Regions from separate parts of the Homo sapiens genome. Here region 2 is linked to region 1. A link is a contact called in ENCODE Hi-C data. All regions are on one chromosome and are shown on one strand. Each heading gives the region's core, a stretch centred on a gene start or an enhancer-like site at or near the end of the contact. The rest is flanking DNA. Distances are from core to core; before and after follow the strand shown.

Evidence for each region. A loop is a pair of places that touch in the nucleus more often than their neighbours do. Pooled maps may share reads with other maps.
Region 2: a loop to region 1 is called in a pooled map, with 8 times the contacts of the local background. The contact joins the promoter of GPR101 here to the promoter of HTATSF1 in region 1. A Hi-C loop is called at or near these places in 7 of 50 pooled maps.

The regions. Positions count from the first base shown.
Region 1 is chrX:136,494,007-136,501,498 of GRCh38, reverse strand. HTATSF1 (HIV-1 Tat specific factor 1) reads right to left here and starts at 3,907. Exons shown (of 9, transcript NM_014500.5): 1 at 3,629-3,907; 2 at 1,721-1,901; 3 at 1,294-1,341; 4 at 681-835. The coding sequence starts at 3,814. RefSeq lists a silencer at 3,897-4,566.
Region 2 is chrX:137,030,735-137,038,226 of GRCh38, reverse strand. It overlaps GPR101 (G protein-coupled receptor 101), which reads left to right and starts at 4,232. Exons shown (of 2, transcript NM_054021.2): 1 at 4,232-4,425; 2 at 6,461-7,492. The coding sequence starts at 6,553. RefSeq lists enhancers at 6,132-6,675, 6,676-7,220.

The DNA.
Region 1 (7,492 bases), core at 2,658-5,157:
GTACTATGACTACATGAAGTTCTGCAAATTTCTCTTAATACCACTCTCTCTTTTCTCACATTCAAAAAAATATTTTAAAGCAGTAAGAATAAGCTATCGTCTCCTTCATGGTCTAATTCAAGGGTCAGAAAAATCCTTTTGTTAAAGGGCCAGTTCGTAAATATTTTAGGCTTTGTAGGCCACAAGGTCTGTGCTGCAACCACTCAACCCTATCAGTGAAACACAAAGGCAACCATAGACAAATGCATAAATGAATTAGTGTGGCTGTGTTCCATAAAGCTGTATTTACCAAAACAGAGCCCGAGTTTGCTGAACCCTGGTGTAATTCATTCCAATGGACAACTAAAATGTTACTGGCTTTTTTTCTTCTTGAATTTTTAAAATGTAGTCTGAATTGACTGTACACATCAATAAAAAAATCTTTCTAGTGAGAATTTTTCAAGACAGAAGAAGCACTCCAGTCGCATACTTATATAATACTTTTACCTGATAACATATTTTCTTAAAACAAGTGAATAATCTTACCAATGTGATACACACAGGTACTAACTGAAATTTCAGTTTTCTTCATATCCTGTTTTGAACAGTTCTTGGTGTTGGTTATCATCTATAGAAATTATAGCCCTGGTTCCTGAGTTAAAAACGAAGATACAAGAAACTTATTTGATCATACAACTTACTTTCAAATAACAGCAAAGACCGTCTCCTTTAAGATTTCCTTGATTATCTTTGTAAAGTTTGACCTTAAATTCTTCTGTCTGAGGATCTCTCATAATAATGCCAAACTTGGACATAAGTTGTATAAATTCATCCACTGTAATATCTGGAGGCAAACCTGTCATTTAAGAAAAATTAAAAAACATTTATAATTGATAATGAAGGTGAATTACTTAGCATTCTACCAATTAGAAATCTATAACTTAGGTGAATGCAATGTTGATTTTCTAAATGTATGTAAAAGTTTTACATTTACGGAACTGAAGAAATTTCACATTTTTGTGTGTTCAAATATACATTAAAATTATGCTTTCTTGAGGGCCTCACTGAATGGGAAGGGACACACTGCTGTAAGTTACATTAACCAGGCCTAAAGGTTGGTATGCAAAGTTACACACTAAATTTCTTGGTTCTGTAATGAACACACATATTCCTTACTAATATAAATGGCTGAACAAAAAATGACACAATGATAAAAAATGGACTCTGGAGAAACTGAAAGCTAAAAATCACTTCGTGAAAAATCTCAAAATTAAGTATTTCCTACCTTAAACCTGTTTAAAAAGTTATACATACCAGACACGTATACATTTGTATTTCTGTCTTCTTCAACATGAAACCATCCTAGAAATCAAAATTAATTAAATAAATAAAACACTTGCAAAAAAAGATAAGAGTCATATTATGGAATCTTGACAAAGCAGCAGTTTCTTGAAACTTCCAGGACGACCTTTCTGTTACTCTTAAAAGACCAAGATAAACTAACTCAAATCACTACCCAGCTTTCAAAAGATTTAAATCTTTTGAGAAATAATTAGTTTTAGAGCCCTATCTGGAAAAAAGATGGCCAGTTTATCTTGATTCTTTATAACTGACACTACCTTAAAGAAAAAACTCACCTTATTCCTTCAAAGCTATTATAATTCTCGAAAAAGCAACTGTACCTATGCACACCCATATTTTTAATTTTTACACTTAAAATTTGTAAGCTAGAACCACTTACCTGACTCAGCCTTTCTTTTTTCTCCCTTCTTTCTGGCATCAGTGGGTTCCGGGGCTTTTTCTTGTGGAGGTTCCTCTGCAGTCCTAGCATGGACATCTTCAACATTTGCGGTAGAACTAGATGCGCCATCGTTAGAGAAGCCATAATTGGCCTGATATGTAGCAATGAAATCTTCAGTAATCTACACAAGCAATTCAACAGACCCGGACAGAGAAATTCAAAATTATTTCCACTCATAAGAAGTTTAAATTGTGTTTTTACAGCATAGTTATACAACTTAACACAAAAGTGTTTCTGTGGATAATAGTTGTAGTTATTAAGGTATAAATGCAAGAATAGTCACCTTCTATAGAAAATTGTGCATACGGTGATAAAAAATAAGACACAAGTACTTAGATGATCAATGCAAAAGTCTGAGATACGATTTAAAGCATTTTAAGTGATGCTGGCACCTTTTCTAGTTGTTTCATTTATTAATTACTACCTCTCTACACTACTTGACTAAGGCTACAAATACATACAACAAAGGAAGAACCAGATAATAAAACAATAAAAACCAACAGTCAATGAATAATCTAACCACAGAATCCAATTTTCTCTTACTGTACAGATGCACCAATATACATGTACAATAAGTACTTAAATATCTGTATGCAGAGAGCACACAGAACAGAACTCTGATTTGGTATATAAAGAATGGGGTTAACAATTGTAAAACTAAATGCTCATTTTAACTTTATCACAAATTAAATGACGTTATATTTTAGTATCAGAACAAATTAAAGACAAATCCAACTCATATCTATCTTCCTCCCCTTTGGGGGAAAAGCGTTATTGCAAAACGAAAGAAATATAGTTATATCATCATACCAATCAATATTAGGCAGGCATGGAATGGGGAAAATGTAAAACCCAAAGTTTGAAGAGGTATGGGCTTCAACAACATAAAAGGATAAAGTCACACATTAATCCATTATCACACCTTTGTTAAAAGTATTCAGAATGCTGAAGAAACCAAATCTGCACTCAAACTAGCACTACCAACACAGAAGTGAAATCGTAAATTTTAACAATCTGGAGGGATTGGAATATATATACAAATACAGAATGGGAAAGAAAAGTTGCAAAAGAATTTTTACAATAGCAGTCCAGTCGCGCAGTGGAGACAGGTTTTGTATCATTGACTTGCAAGTCAATTTGTGTGCTATTAGTGTGCCCTTTCCTGCTCATGAGAGCCAGATTAAAAGGGCACTTTTACCACAAAGTTTACAGAATCAAGTTTAACATTAGTTATTTTACTTCGAAGCTGAAATAAAAATACTTAGCAATTTCCAAGTATTCCAAACAAACATACACAGATTTTCCATCTGTATTCTGTGTATCTCCAGTCTTATTCCTGTGGTTATATGGTTCAAACATATATGCCTAGGGACAAAATTTACTAGGAAAGTAAAGCAAGGTGCAAAGAAAGTTCAATTAGTAAAGCTATATAAACAGCTACTTTAAAAAAGAAATCAAGAAACTGCATTTTGCACATAGTACATAAGCTAAACATCTGAGTTCCTAGGACAAGTGGGGTTGGCTACCAGAAATGGACAGCTACTAAATTTGTTCTTGGTATTTTTCCTCTTTGCAATAAAAAGCAGTCATGTAATAATCAACTGTGACCTTCACAGACAAGATTAATAAAGCATAGAAAAGACTTAAAAATTACATTTAAGACACTACCCTAAAGATTTACGTTCTTTTACACATCGGTGCCCCAACAAACACAACAAAAAGAAGCGTCGCTATTCAAGGGGGCTAGGACCAAGGACCAAGGATCTCAGCAAAGCAAACGTAAAAGGAGTGCCCCGCGAGGCTGGCCAGGCGGCCCGCTCTGCAGTGGCGCCCGTGGCACTCTCCTACCTTGGGGAACCAAGCCTTTTTGTCCAGGTCCCACTCGTAGGGAGTGTCCGTCGGCTGCTGCCCGAGAGAATCGGGTTCTCCGCCGGCATCGGTCTGGGTGTCACCATCCTTGCCGTCTCCGTACAATTCTTGCATTCGCAACTGCTCATCAAACTCATCGTTCCCATCCAAGTTGGTGCCGCTCATGTTTCCTACCTAGCTCAGGAGCAGGGTTCAGAAGAACTAAGAGGCCGAAATGACGCTGGAGCTGAGCAGAGAAAGGGAGGTCAACCGCGCTCTGCTCGCGCCCCGCCGCCCCCCGGCCCGCCTCCCCGCTGCGCCCCAGCAGTCCCCGGGAAATCGCGGCCGCTCGGCGGCTGCACCGCCCCCCTCTCTGCCCGCCCACCGCGCGCGCGCGCTGATGCTGTGAGCTCGGCCGCGCCGCCGCCCACCTGGCTTGCTCCGCCGGGCCTCGGCACCGCCGCTAGGTCCAGGGCGCTGCGGGAGCGCGCAGGCGCGCTGCCGCCGCCGCCACCGCCGCCGCCGCCGACCGGATCTGAGGCGACTGCGGCTCCCTCGGCAACGTCAGGAAATTACTTCTAAACTAAGCCCTGCTCAGGCCGACGCAGCCGCCATTGTCGGCGCGTGGCGACGTCGCGGGTCGCGCCGACACGCCCACTATGGCGTCAAAAAGCGCCGACGCCGGCATGCGGCGCGAGGCCCGGGGAGGCGGGGCGCCGGGGTTGGGGGGACCCGCTGCTGCTGCGCGTCGACGCCCACCGGGGTCGGGTTTGGGGCGGGGCGAGGGCCACTGGGATCCCGCGGCGCCTCAAGGGCCTTGAGCTCCGCGGGGTCCCCGGCGGATCGGCCGGCCCGGGAGGGAAACGGAAGGAAGGCGTGGGAATATTCCCTCGCGGGGGTGGCCGGGCGGGTTTCGCGAGGGCGCCATCTTAGGGGAGTGGGTGGGGCGGACAGGACAAATTTCTCTGGCTTCGAGAAAACGACGCGCCTCCTTCGCCCAAAGGCCCCTCCCCCGCTCAGGAACCGCGTCTTTTACTTGTTTCTTTACGACACCCGGGGATAGACACCGGATCTTGTTCATCTTGGTAGCCTAAACTCCTGGCACCGGCTCTGGTGTCTAATGCGGAATGAGCGAATGAATGAACGAATGAGGGGTAGAAGGGCCAACTTTCTTTTTCTGGTGTCAGCCTTCTCCTTTATCGGTCTCATACCTTCCTCTGGCTGGAGTTCGACTCCGTGGGAAGGATGGAAAGGGCAGCAGTTGCCTGCCTCTTGTACTGCAGATTTCAGTGGCGCTCGAGCTTCGAACTTGAAACTTAAGCATAAATGTAAACATCCCAGTGTAAACACCAGCTTTATTGGCCGGGAAACTCCGCTTCTTTGTCATTCTTTTAGAAAGACACAGCATACTTTTTGTTCTAAACAGAACTTTGTTTTCAGGAATTACACTCATTGCTGAAAAGGAAAAGGTCCATATTTTTAAGTTGGGCAGGTATTTATTGAGCCCCTACTAAGTGCAGGGCACTGCGTGAGGCTCTGGCGACCCAGGAGTTGACAAGACAGGCACAGCTCAGGGGAGACAGAATTAAGATGGTTGGCACCTGACAGATATGAGATGCTGGAGGACAGCAGTTCTCAAACTTTTTGGTTCCAGGTCCTCTTTACACTAAAACATTGAAAACCCCAAAAAACGTTTGTTTGTGGTTTATACTTACCAATATTTCTGCACAAAAATGAAAGCGGCTGTTAAAAAATACTAATTCATTAAAATAATAAGGAACCCATTAGTGTAAACATAAATATCATAACCCGGGCTTGAGGTCCGGGAAAACCTTACCAGAAGAAATTATTTCACTATTCCAGTGACCTTCACTTCTAAACATAGCAGTTGAGTACTACTTCTAGAAAATCCTGGCTCCCCACACACCAGTTGTGTGAATCTATGGTTTCAACGATAACAACAGTTTTTAATAGTTTGGGTTAGTTTTTTTTTAAATTACATTTCTTTTTCATGAAGTTCTCATTCTGGCAGGAACTCTTGGAGAACTGAATTTGTGTGCACTTTTATGATATAGGTAATGTGAGTTTTATTAGGCTTAAACTTTGCTAAATATTTTTTCCTGGATCCAAAAATAGCATACAGCTGTTTTCAGCAATGTGTTATTGGGCTCCCATTTCATTCCCGAGTTCACAGCATAGGTGATAATATGCGACACCACCCTACTGCACATATCATTGAGTGCCGGCTCTACCACAACCGTCTTTTGAGCAGGTGACTTAAAGGGTTCCTTATGCTTATGTCCCATGTCACCCAGCCATCCTGGCCCAAAGGCTGCCCAGGGTCTGTGTGGTGACCTGGCAGATAGCTCTGCATTCTAGACTGGATTTGACTGAGCCAGTAAGAACCTCTCCCAGAAAGTTTGAGTATGGAACATACAGGGATGTGGTCAGAGTAGCAAAGAAGCAAGGAGATACTCCCAGGGAAGGTAAAAGGCAGAACAGAGGCCTGCTGTGGAGAAGTTCCCCACGGGTGAGAGGAGCAGCTGAAGCAGCGAAGAAGGGTCACTGAGTCACTATACTAGTGAGGCAGTGGAGTTGAGAGGTACACACATTGTACCTGTAATGGCATTCTGTTTGGTCGTGAGAACTGGCAGTTTATAATTGCACAATGCTGTGGTCTCTGTGAGGCCTGGTTCCTATTTTTTCTCATTTCCCTGCATATTCATAGAATAACTCCCTAATGACTGAGGTAATCTGAAAGCATCTCTGTCTTTGTAACCTGTCTTTTACAAGTTTTTTTTCTTGCAAGTTATAGAAACACTCGAGGTAACAAAAAAAAAGGGGGGTGGGTTATAAAGATAGGGGCGGCTACTGAAACTCCAGGACTGCAGTGTAGATGGGCCACATAAAGGGATGCTGGACCTAGGAAGAATCTACATAGCTGGCTTCTCTCTGAATATGTGCTTCATTCTTCCCTCTGACCTTTATATGGGGTGATCTGTGTTGTACTTCTGCCCTAATAGGCCACAGCCTTCTTGGTGGATAAATATACATTAACCTACAAAAGCAGAGACTGCACTCCAGATAGGACTCACCTATCTGGCCTAAGAACTCTTTCTGAAAAATTACTGAACTATACCAAATCAGATTTTTAAAAAATGGTCCCTTCAAGCCCACTCTGTCCAGGAATTTTCCTATCCCCACATCCTATAATCTCAAGGCTTAGTGGAACTAAAAAGACTCCTTTCTGACAAAAAGATCGATGAATTCCTGACCTAAGATGACTCAAACTGCAGAAATTCTGCAAACCCAAATTTGCTATTTTCAGCAGAAAAGCGAGTCGTTAAGTGTTTTGTAGTGCTTTCACCTTCAATGATGAAGACTTACCTGCTGGACGTTTTGGTAATGCCTAACTTCGTGACTGTGTTTTCATGCTTTGTGGAGTATTACTGTATTATGTTCCATGTTTTAAGTCTTGGGTCAGGGAAGACCCCGAGCAACACTGAGATGTATACAGAATTTATTTTGTATATATCCCAGCTATCCACGCCATTTAGAATTCTCTCCAAAGAAATGAAATTTTCCATAGAAACATTTCTGGAACCACAAAAGTCAGTGTGAAAAAAATTGTGGCTATTAGGGCCTACTTGTAAGGTTAGCCATGACAAGGATAATCTGTTGAAAAAGAGACCACCCTCTCAAAAATCAAAGCAAAGCTGTGAATTTTAAGCCAACTACAACTACGGATGGAAGGAGGCTGATGCCCTACACAGCCATTTAGGGAATTATTTTATATCCCTAACTCACCTAAGGATTGCTGAGAATGGAAAAAAAAAAAGTTCTTTGAGTTCTAGTTTTATGAAC
Region 2 (7,492 bases), core at 2,983-5,482, 540 kb before region 1:
TGATCAGTATTCAGCCTTGAGGGAAATCTTTTACAGAGTTCCGGAGTACTCTTTCTGTGCAGTGCCCCTCTGGCACCTTGCTCTGCAAATTCTGCCCACCCTCACCTCCTTGAATTCTGAACTTTGTCTCCTAAATTTAGGCGGACTTCCAGGCTCAGCCTGGATTCTTTCTTCCTGCACAGAGGACTGGAAATTCTCTCTAGGTAGTAAACGGAGGCAATTGTAGGGCTCACCTCATTTGTTTCTCTTTTCTTGAAGATCACTGTGCTGTACTGTCTATTTTCCAATGTCTAACAACTATTATTTTATGTATGTTGTCCACTTTTTTAGTTGTTTAAGATAAAAGGGTAAATCCTGTCTCTTATTCTTTCATGGCCAGAAGCAGAGTCCAGCTTTCAATTTTTTTAATATTTGGGTCAGATTAGTTTTGGGTTTTTAAAAATAACACTCAGATAGAAAGTAGATGGCATCAAAGGTCATAGACTGACAGGATCCTTAGAGACTACCTAACATCCAACCCCTAGCCCCACCACACACACACACATTCATTTGGTGGATTACAGAAGTGAGATCAGAGAGAGGAAGGGGATCTTCCCAAAGTTACATGCAAGTTAGCCACAGAATTAGGGCTAGAATTCAAGTCTTCTGCTCTCTAGTTTTAATCCATCAAGTTATTTTCTGCTGATTTTCTCTTCCAAATTAGTTTATTTGGATAGACATAGCTTTGAAATCCAGAACTTCTGTACTGCCCAAACCCACAGAATGTGCAATATTAGCTCACACCCAGGTGGTACTTGATTTTGTTTCAGTTTTGCAAACACAGCTTCTAGGAGTTGGCCTGAAGTGAATTCCAGAGTAACACATAACACTGAAAAATGTAAAACACCCCCATGGGTAGGCACTCCAGAACAAAACCATATATTTTTCCCCATCGACTTATTATGAACTCGCTAAGCAAAAAGGAGTGTGACTTAGAACTTAGATTGACTGATTTAGTCTTTTTACCACCTATGGGAACCATGTGTCTGTCCTACAAAAAGAAACCATTACCACTGCAAATGCACTTGTCTTTTCACAATTCTAGCAACTCCTAGTCCCCTTTCACCTAGATTCAAAAATTTTATCTGAGCTGGGTCTGGGAGCCCTTCTGTCTTGTCTCTGCACTCTTCCTTGATGTAGCCTAGGAAATGCCCCTGCTTTGGAGTTAGAGTAGGCTTTAACTCTCAGCTCCAAAACTTATTTGCTGTGTGACCTTGGATAAGTTACTTAACCCCTCTGTAAAGACAGGGATGATACTGTCTTACATTGATTCTAAAGCACATTTTTTTTCACATTCTAGCATCTTTGAAATCAAGATGTATCTTGTTAGCCATGGTATGATGGTTAAATGTTCAGCATTTTTCCATTTCCTAGTGGTATGTACTGTGTCATGCTTTCAGAAAATACGGTATTGTTTCCTAACTTGCAGAGCTTCCTCAAGGATTTAATACAAGACAGCAAGCATAAAGTAGGCACTCAAGGACTCTTGCACCGTTTATTACTAGAATGAATGACTAGAACTAATACTTGGCTGAGTCTTGGGTTTCCCAACTTCCCTCATCTAGCTATTGGTACAGCAATTGGGGCAATTAGTCTGACAAGGTGAACAAGCCTGAGGCCGGCACACTACTGACCAGTGTTGCAACGTGTGATTGTCAATGGGACCTTGGGCCCTTTCTTGTTGGTAGCTTCTTGCCCTCTAGTCCTGGTCCATTAATATCATCAGCTTGATCGTGCCTCTGCTGCTACTGAATTATGAAGGTAGGGAAAAGGACTAGGTGACTTCTTAAGCCATCATCCCAAAGTCTCCCTGTTTCATCCCAAAGACTCTCCCCAGAATGTAATGAGGCTTGTCAGTTGAAGGGCTCCTTCAAGGCTATCAGAATCAGAGCCTGCAGGGCTGGAAGCCAAATCCACATTCCCCAAAGCTCCACCACATACTTCCAGTTGGGGAACTGATATTTGGATGTCTTTGAAATCCAAGAATACCTACTCTGCTCACATCTGGAGGGAAAGAGAAGACACCGGAGGATTAACCACCCTCAAACATCTCCCTATACAGAAAAATAGCTGGTATTTATTTCCTAGCACTTCTCTGGCTTTTTTCCTATCTCCGGCTGGCAGGCTTGTCTCAGTTGCAGAGGCCTCATCCCACCCAACCCCTTCCACTCCCTATTATCCCCCTTCGTGCCCAAAAGTGCAGCTGCAGACTCCATGAGCCCATCCCTCTGAGGCACCAATCTTTAACATGTGTCTAGAGGGTCCCCTGCTGGAACCTAGCAGTCTCGGGCATGGTCACAACCACAATAAAAATAGGAAAGGTCAAGAAAGACTGGCCTTTGTCTCTGGCCACTTCTAGCAGCTTCACTGCCTCCCAAGTGATTGTAAAATCATTGAGTCTGAACAAACTACCGCTTGACAGTGCATGCCACCCAGGATTCTGTACCATGGCCAGCACGAAGCTAGGAATTAATAATAACTGTGAGTGATTATCACGGAAACTGTCTCTAGGAAAAATGACCAGGTTTTTACCATTCAACCTTGGGGAGATAAAATCAGGCATAGCAGAAAAAGGACAAATGATCTAAGAGCAAATGCAGGACTCCAGATCCAAAGAGCATTCTTGAGGCCCGATTATACACCTGTCTCATCTCCCTGTCTCAGAGGCAGGTGACGAGAAGGGGAGGAGGTATCTCCATCCAGCCCATCAACCAACTCCAAACCCTGTGCTCATTCTAGACCCTCCCCAACACCTCCTTGCCCTTATTCCCTGTCAATTTGCCTCTCTGTAGGTCTCTGCTTGCCCCGCTCTGTTGGACCTGTCAAGACCCTCTTTGTCTCCTGCCACAGCCTCCCTTCAGCTTTCTCCATCCAACACCAGCCCTGATTTTAGAATATCGCCCTACCTAAAACCCACCAATGAACAAGAATGGCAAATTATTTACCCTTGTGAAGGCTGGGTAATAGGAACATGGAGGATTATTTTATTATTCTCATTACGTTTGTGTATGCTTGAAGTCTTTCATAATAAAACGACTCTCCGACGACCTCCAGGGATCTCAGGGTAAAGTCCGAAGTCTGCAGACTGGCATTCAAGACCCCTCAGGATTTGTCTCTACCCAGTTTAACCAGCTAACCTCCTGGCACTCACCATGCTGCAGCCTGTTTTCCCAGCCTTTGGAACTCAAGTCTCTCTTGCAGCCCTAGTTTTACCCCATGCATCTTCTTTTTACAGAACACATTTCCCCTTGTGCCCTGCCTAGAAAACACCTCCTAATCCCTTGGAAATCTAATGCAAATGATCCCTGGTCTGGGTCACCTTCCCTACCTTCTGGGGGCAGGGAAGAGGGGGCCTCCTCAGTCCTGATATACAACAAATACCCAGTATGTGTTTAGGAGAGACCAGAATGTCTTGGCTAATAGAACGTGTGCAATATTTACTTGAACTTAGGCAAGTAGGGTAATCTTTCTTGGCTTCTGCTTCTGTCTCTATAAAATGAAGATAATAGCGGTACTTATCTCACAAGGCTGGGGTAAAGATTCAGCGGTATTCTCTGTGTAAACAGTTTAACACAGTACCTGGCAGAGAGAGGGGGAGAAAGAGGGAGAGAGGGAGAGATGCTGACTGACTTACAGACAGACATACTTCAATCAAAGAATATAGTGGGTAATTATGTGGCTTGTCTTAAATGAAATGCTTCCAAATCCCACAGGGAAAGCACTGCCGCTTAGCTCTTCCTGGGAGCTAGAGAAATTCGTGGAAAATCGTTGACATTAAAGTCACGATTCCTTTCTCGGGCTCAGGGGCTATTCATACTTTGGAGGGTTTTCAGAAGTCGAGGGGAGTCCCGGGCCCTCCTATTTGGAAGAATCGGAAGGATAGTGCAGGGTCTGTGCCTGGGAGCTGGCCCGAAATCAGGGGGCTAGGAAGGCACGGGGTTTGCACGAAAATCAGCCCCGGTGACAATCCCCAGTCTGTGAGCTCTCGGTGGACTCGGGGCCCCAGGGGTGGGAACCCGGAGTGAGAAAATCTGAGTGGGGTCTGGTGCACGGCCCCCCACCTGCCAGCCCCGCTCCCTGGGCTGCGGCGGCCTCGTGCGTCACGGGCGCAGGCGGGGGCCGAGGGGAGGGCGGCACCGCAAGGTGAGGGCACCGCGCTGCCTTAAGACGCCGCGCGCCCCCGCTGCCTCTCAGAGCTTGCAGCGCGGCGCGCTGGCCGGACGTGCGGGCACAGACGCTGTGCCCCGCTCCTGCCGCGCCCGCAGCGCCCGCTGCCCCGTGCCAGCTCGCAGCCGCCCGAGCCCCGAGAGGCGGCCGGGACGAGCGCGAGGAGCCCCGAAGGACCTGCACGCGGCGCCCGCGACGCCACGTCTGCAGCAGCAACAGGTAAGCAGCCCGGCCCTACTCCGGGCTCCGTGGCCCCCAGCACCCGGCAGGGCCCCGAGCCTGGGAGCCCACGACGCCCCCTCTGAAGCGTCCCGACGGCTGCTGAGCTACCAGGCGCGGTGGCCCGCGGTGCGGCCCCTTCTCGCCTTTCCCTAGCCATCCTCCCGCCCTCGCGTTTTCTCTCTCACTTTTTCTCGTGCGTTCTTTTCCCCCTTCCTCTCCATTCTCTCGTTTTTTCCTCATCCTTTCCCTCTTCCTCTGCTTGTTCTCTTTTCTTATTATTTTTTGCTTTTTCTGTCTGCGTCTCTCCCAGTCTGTCTTGCTCTCTCATTCTCTCTCACTCTCACGCTCCCATTTCTTCTTTTTTCTTTCTTTCTCCCTCTCTGTTGCTCACATTCTCTCTGTCTCTCTGTATGTATCTCATTCTTTCGCTGTCTCTCATTTCCTTTTTGTCTCTCTGCCTCTCAGTCTCTCTCGCCCTGCCTTTCTGACTCTCTCCACCACCCTGCACCCCTGCCTCTTTTGCCTTTCTCCCCAGCTCCTTTCCCACTCCCCTCGGCTGTCACCGACACCAAGCAGATCCGGAGAAAGCAAAGAGGATGCCAAATTGGGAATGGGGATGGGGCTGTGGAGGGTGAGGGTAGGGGAGCTCAATAGGCATCCTCTCTGCATTTTCCAGTCTCCATTGCACTGCTGATAAACTAAGGGTTTTTTAACCAAAGCCCGCGGTGGCCGGGGCGGCAGGTGGTTTCCACGGCAAAATAAAGTCCACAGGGAGACAGAGATCCAAAGAGACAGAGATCCAGCCAGAGAAAAACCAAGGTGAGGGGCCATGGGAAAAAGATGTAGAGAAATAGAGATGCGCACACACTCAAAGATACAAAGCAAGTGTTTAGCCAGAGTCCTGGGGTGACAGGAAAGTGAAGGACAGAGAAACCAACGAGAGAGTGCACACACTAAAGAGATAGCTTGAGAGACAGGTGAGACAAGCAGTAGAGTGTTAGAGATCAATGGAGAGAGAGGCAGAGTAATGCAGAGAGAACTTAGGCAGGGAGAGACAGAAACCACACGGAGAGACACAGAGACAAGAGGGTCCGAGAAAGACAGAGCAAGCGCACACGTGCCAGTGAGAGACAGAAGGAGACACCCAGAGAACCCGAGGGAGACGCAGAAACAAGAGAGTTGGAGAGACACGGAGACGGGCAGAGACACAGCGAACGACATTGAACAGGTGCGCTAGGGACCCACAAAGATGAACTGCTGGGGAAATAGACTGAGAGAGAAATGGAGAGACAAGAGAGCACTAGGGAAAGACGGAGACACACATGAACTAGCGAGCGACACAGTGACAGGCAGAGACACAGAGAGACAGAATGGATCAGAAAGAGACTGAGGGAGAGACGGGCAAGACTGTGAGAAAGATAGGGAGCGAGAGCGCAAGCCCTGCAGAGAAAGTGCGCTAGCGAAAGAGACACACACAGAGAGACTGAGTGACAAACAGAGTGGAAGAGATAAATGAGAGTAACAGGAAAGAGACAGCGTGCACGTGCTATCGAGAGACGGAGAAACAGAGACAGACATAAGTGAGAGACAAGGATGAGAAAGAATCAGGAAACGGTGAGACACATACAGACACACAACCCGAGAGATAAAGAAAAAAAGTGCGCTAGCGAGAGACACTGGAGAAGAGACAGAAACTGACGGTCGTAAACAGACAGAAACAGAGAGCGCACGCGCATGCGCTAGCGCTAGCGACCAAAACTCCCCGGAGCCAGAGACAGTGTGAGAGACAAGCAGAGAAAGCGCACGCACGCACGCGCCAGCAGGAGAAACAGATGAGAGGAAATCAGAGCCCTGGAGAGAGACAGGCAGACAGATCTGGAGAGTCCGGAAAGGAGCCATAGAAGCTGCCCGCACTGGGGATGGAGCCGTGCGGAAACCCGGGGTAGGGGGTCCTGCAGCGTCCTTGCTGGGCGCGGAGGCTTCTCCCCTTGACGGGTGACTAACTCTGCCTGCGTGTTTCTTTTGTCACCAGCATAGGCACTGAGTGCGGTCTGTGCACCCCTTTGCCACCCACCGGTGCCGGCACTGAGCCTGCAACCTGTCTCACGCCCTCTGGCTGTTGCCATGACGTCCACCTGCACCAACAGCACGCGCGAGAGTAACAGCAGCCACACGTGCATGCCCCTCTCCAAAATGCCCATCAGCCTGGCCCACGGCATCATCCGCTCAACCGTGCTGGTTATCTTCCTCGCCGCCTCTTTCGTCGGCAACATAGTGCTGGCGCTAGTGTTGCAGCGCAAGCCGCAGCTGCTGCAGGTGACCAACCGTTTTATCTTTAACCTCCTCGTCACCGACCTGCTGCAGATTTCGCTCGTGGCCCCCTGGGTGGTGGCCACCTCTGTGCCTCTCTTCTGGCCCCTCAACAGCCACTTCTGCACGGCCCTGGTTAGCCTCACCCACCTGTTCGCCTTCGCCAGCGTCAACACCATTGTCGTGGTGTCAGTGGATCGCTACTTGTCCATCATCCACCCTCTCTCCTACCCGTCCAAGATGACCCAGCGCCGCGGTTACCTGCTCCTCTATGGCACCTGGATTGTGGCCATCCTGCAGAGCACTCCTCCACTCTACGGCTGGGGCCAGGCTGCCTTTGATGAGCGCAATGCTCTCTGCTCCATGATCTGGGGGGCCAGCCCCAGCTACACTATTCTCAGCGTGGTGTCCTTCATCGTCATTCCACTGATTGTCATGATTGCCTGCTACTCCGTGGTGTTCTGTGCAGCCCGGAGGCAGCATGCTCTGCTGTACAATGTCAAGAGACACAGCTTGGAAGTGCGAGTCAAGGACTGTGTGGAGAATGAGGATGAAGAGGGAGCAGAGAAGAAGGAGGAGTTCCAGGATGAGAGTGAGTTTCGCCGCCAGCATGAAGGTGAGGTCAAGGCCAAGGAGGGCAGAATGGAAGCCAAGGACGGCAGCCTGAAGGCCAAGGAAGGAAGCACGGGGACCAGTGAGAGTAGTGTAGAGGCCAGGGGCAGCGAGGAGGTCAGAGAGAGCAGCACGGTGGCCA